2 separate regions of the Homo sapiens genome follow, and region 2 is linked to region 1. Evidence: chromatin loops called from intact Hi-C (ENCODE). Cell type or tissue: PC-3. All regions are shown on one strand.

Region 1 (2,500 bases):
CATTTTCTTTTCAATTTTATTTTTGGTTAAAAAAACTATTTCAAAAATAATGATAATTGCCACTAAACTTTTATTGATTTTCAGACTAGAAACTGGAGCCAATAGGAGTAACAGGTCATGTATTTTTGGGAAAGCTTTAATTGTATTCTCCTGTTTAAGAGTAAACTCACTCTTACTCTTTTGTGTTTTCTTTACTGTAATTTGAATGTCTCTCTTCCTGCCTGTTTAAAAGTAGAGAAGCAAAAATGGAGACCTCAGGAAAAATGGAAGGGAAACCATAATTTTGTCCTCCTTTTACTTACACAAAGCCCTCAGACTCCATATTTGGATAGGATAACCTATGGATGTATTAGATTATTTCTTAATAAGCATTTGCATGAGGAGCATGTAATATGCAAACTTTTCAAGTATTTGGGCACTTTTAATGAATTGGTTTTAAAATTACTATTATTTCCAACAGAATGTAACAGTCAAGGGATTCATGATGATATAAATAAGTGTAAAGTTATTTATGTGTGACACTTTTATACTTATAATTACATAACAACAAAAACACATTCAGAAAATACACATTCACTAAATAAAGTAGATTTAGAAGTTACACTTTTTTTCTGGAAGATATACCATTATCAATCTTTGGAGTCTGTGGCTAAAAACTAAAGGCATCATTACATGAATACGAAGACTGGCATTCCACAAATCCTAATCATTAATGTATAGGATTTTGTGTGTAGGGGAGAATGTTCCATGTTTCCTGAGCTAAACTAGAGTATTGCTTTACATGTGAATTCATAAACAAGTAAATATTGGGGTTTTTTTTTTCCTCACAGGTTAGTTGCAAAGTGTCCCAGTTCATTCATCTTTACCTGATGGGCTGTAATTACTTTTGGATGCTCTGTGAAGGCATTTACCTACACACACTCATTGTGGTGGCCGTGTTTGCAGAGAAGCAACATTTAATGTGGTATTATTTTCTTGGCTGGGGTAAGTGTTATTATACATACTTGTTGATTCAGTGGATTAAAGAAGCCTTTGGAGGATGCCAGGTTCCTTTGTAATATGAATATACCAATGAGTAATCATTTTTAAAGAATATCAGGTGATTAACTTTTGCTTATTCTTGTAAATTGCAACATTTTAAGCAAAGTATCACTGACTCATCCATTGTTTTCAGTAGTCACAAGTCAATATATAATAGTGTCTTTTTTTCTATTGAATATGCCAATGAATAGGGTATCTTGGCTGAATATGTAGTGACTAAAACAATAGAAGTAGAATCATAAATTAAAGATTTAGTCTTTGTACCATTCTGAATATTCATTTTTGCCACGTGTAAAATGAGAGCATTGGGTTCAAACATCTTTGAAGTTCCATTCTAAAAATATTTGTTTAAAATATTGTCATTTTACGGTAAGAGTAGAGGGATTAGTAATTGAATAAAGGCATGCAAAAGATTTATTTTTTCTACACAATATCCTGATGTGGTATTATTCACAAAGCAAACAGTGATATACTTCTGACATATTAAAAATAACTAGAATAATACAAAATATGAAGTGCAGAAATGAATTTAACAGGACTAGTTTCCAGAAACAAAACTGAAGTTGTACTTATCTATTATCATCTATCTACCCTATCATCTATCTATCTATATCTCTATCATCTATCTAAACTATCTATATCTAGAAAGAAATACATATACAGAGGTGTATATATACACACACACGCACACCCACAATTTTAGTGTATTCTGATTAACTTTATAAAGCATTGCTTAATTACATATTTGGAAGAGCTGATTTAGAATGTTCAAAGGCTGCCAAATTTTTGGTACATAAATTAATCACTTTTTTTCTTCTTCTCTTCTTCAAATAATGGCTTACTAGTAGTAATCTCTCTCATAGTGGAAGTTCTTGTGATTCTCAACTTTTTTCCACATCTGATAATGTACCAAATGTTGGCCAATTCCATCTCACAGAAAGTACACGAATGCTGAATTTCTTCTAATCCTTGTGGCTTAGGAAACACATCTTAAGAGTTAAGCTCTGAAGTCCACTGATTCAAAATGACTTATGAATTATAGTAGAAGAAAACATACACACATAAACACACAAACACAAAAATGTAAATACCTAATACTTTATAATGTGTATTGTTGATGATACAAATAATGTTTATTCAACAAATATATAGTGGCTAGTTTTTTTGCTCCTAGAGTATCTTTGAATTTTTGTATTTAATTACATATTTTTGAAATACCATCTGTAGAAAAAATGCCTATTTATTTTCTTTTTTTTTTGTTATTACAGGATTTCCACTGATTCCTGCTTGTATACATGCCATTGCTAGAAGCTTATATTACAATGACAAGTAAGAAAATCTCTTTTTATTATTTCTACTGGAATAATGTAAAATAAAAATTTTCAACATAATGTTATTATGTTTTCTCTAGTTGCTGGATCAGTTCTGATACCCATCTCCTCTACATTATCCATGGCCC
Region 2 (2,500 bases), 64 kb before region 1:
GATATGATTTCAAGGAGAGAAAGAAATGAAGTACCATTTCCAACCGCTGTGAAGAACTCATTTATTTTAAATGAATGTGGTAGATATTGAATTGCTTTTATATTTATGTTTCATTGTGAATTTTTAAAAATGATATAACAGTTATAGTTTAGAATGTCAACATTTAAAATGTGCCAAAAGTTACATGCTTTACAACTGATCTGTCAGTTGAAATGGCTGAAGTTCTTTCAAAATTATTTTACACAAGGTGTCAACAGAAAAACTTGAAGCACACTGCTCTTTACTAGAGTGTTTCATTCATCTTTGCACTTCCCGCACTATAAGGAATACACTTAAAATACGTTTATCAATAAATATGCATACTTTTTTCTTATCATGAAAATATAGTGAGTTATAATGCCATGCTTTTCATTGTACAATGCATTTGTGACTAGAACAACTAACCTTATTTCATAAACTTCACTTACAGAAGGAAAAATTGGATCTAGAATAATGCAACCTAATATTACATGTATCAGATGGAAATGTACTACTAATAAGCAAATAAATATAAGACTTTCAAGCTATGGGTGGAAGATACCAAATGGGTTTCTCTTGTGTTTTAAAAGGATAATAAATTATAAGGAAGTTAAGAAAGGTCCATTGCAACTGGGTCTGTATAATTCTATGTATAATAATTATATTTGTGACATGACTATTAGCAAATAGCTTGCTTTTGTTTTTGTTTTTGATAATGAATAACACTATACATTAACAAAAACATAAGTTGTCAACATTTATGTTGTCATAAAATGTGAGAAAAATCTATAATCTTTTTCCAAAATGAATTGACCTTTGAAACAAGCAATCAGTTAAATAGAGAGTATCTGAAGAGATTTTATTAGATTCCAAAACATTGTTCTTTGAGACAAATTCAGGTCTACCATTAATAATCTGACCCCTCAGTCCAAATTTCAGGAATAGTCCATTAGACCCCCAAACTAATTCTAATAGTCAATGCAGTGTTGATTTCCCTTATGTAGACATTATAAAAAACTTTATTTTTTAAAAAATGACATTATAAAAAACCTTATTGCACTTAAATATTATTATTGTTACATTTGTTGTCCATTTTGTCTCCCAGGCCTTCCTTAAGCTTCCCTGCAAAGTATGTTAGTTATATTTTATGGGATATATCAGTTTTGACAAAATATTTCTTCTTCCCAAATTATGTAGACTCCAGTATGAATATGATGAAGTAAAATTTTTAATCAGGCCATACCACAATTCATTTATACCTATCACGGTTTCAAATCTGCCATTTCTCCTTAATTTTCAGCCAGCTCTTTGTAAACTGCACATCTTCATACTTTTCCAAGGTTATCCAATTTTTTTGTCTATATTACTCCATCAGTCACAATACTTAGGAATGGCCAGATGCCTTTTGACTTGTTGCATTAAGCTATAGGGTCCTGCTAATATAATTAACAATATATTACTGCTATTTCTACTAGTTAATGAAAACAAATGAAATAATATTTGCATTTATTGATTTTTGTTAAAGTGAACACATTTCTATGTAAAGTATTTGAGAAATGCCTAGGAAGGGTGTGGCTTATAAGAAAAGCACAGTCATTTACTGTGATTTTATGGGAAGTTCCTGCTGTGGCTAAATGTACTCGCTCTCTCACATTGCTGTAGATAGCTCACAAAGGAAAACCCAACACAAATATTTGCAGCTTTTAATATGCTGAATCTAAAACATTCCTGCCAAGGAAAAACAGACCCCTCATTTAAAGGAGGGTAAAGCTTGATTCAATAAGCCTGGCAAATGGACCTGCCAACCATTAGTTAACTCAAGCAAGCCTTTTAAACCATTCTTATTTTTTTTAGGCTGTTTTATATGACACCTATCTCCAGATGGGAATTTGAAACTCCTTCCAAATGTTTTGTCTATATGGCATCAAATATCCATTAAACTTTAAATAAAAGAAATTGGGTAACCAACACCTAACCAGCGATTCCCATTGTGAAGAACTACCTCATTGGGCATATCTATATTTTGAAATCAGATGTGGCTATGTTAATCAGACTTTAAGCATGAGAGCCCCTTATCTATAAAGAAAAAATTATGGTCATGCTGCAGTTTTTTATTTTTTGTATCACACAGGGTAAACTTGTTTATCACATTTACTGTATAACTAATAATAAAGTCTAACTTCAAATCATTTGGGATTCTATTGCATGGAGTAATCTTAGTTATTTATTTCTGAAAAAGTTCATTATTCTCTATTTATCCTAAGTTTTTTCCCAAGCCTTTGGATATGCCAATAAATGATCCAGAAAACAATGCCTTGACACATAGGTTTCCAGGATACATAGGTTTCCCTGTCACTTCAAACACTATCACACACACAATTGCAAAATACTTTAGAGTAAATTTTGCCATCCAAGAGTAAGTTTTCTAAATCTTGGGAAACCTTAGAATTTATAACCAGATAATTAAAATATTCCTCAATAA

What was found. A loop is a pair of places that touch in the nucleus more often than their neighbours do. Peaks named below come from ENCODE experiments on the same cell type or tissue, not always from the same donor. Only the 100,000 strongest peaks of a DNase experiment are listed, where the experiment ranks them.
Region 2: it touches region 1 in a loop (4-fold over the local background); 1 of 110 quality-filtered maps calls a loop at or near these places.

What each region holds. Positions count from the first base shown.
Region 1 is chr2:187,359,082-187,361,581 of GRCh38, reverse strand. It overlaps CALCRL (calcitonin receptor like receptor), which reads left to right. Exons shown (of 15, transcript NM_005795.6): 10 at 831-984; 11 at 2,310-2,370; 12 at 2,453-2,500. The region is part of intron 2 of CALCRL-AS1 (CALCRL and TFPI antisense RNA 1); the gene reads right to left. Among named protein-coding and RNA genes, the nearest start is that of CALCRL, 88 kb to the left of the region's middle. In PC-3, no CTCF peak of the experiment used is centred here; a DNase peak (open chromatin) is centred at 1,051; H3K27ac peaks cover 391 bases.
Region 2 is chr2:187,423,506-187,426,005 of GRCh38, reverse strand. The region is part of intron 1 of CALCRL (calcitonin receptor like receptor); the gene reads left to right. All of the region lies in intron 2 of CALCRL-AS1 (CALCRL and TFPI antisense RNA 1), which reads right to left. Among named protein-coding and RNA genes, the nearest start is that of CALCRL, 23 kb to the left of the region's middle. In PC-3, no CTCF peak of the experiment used is centred here; no DNase peak of the experiment used is centred here; H3K27ac peaks cover 331 bases.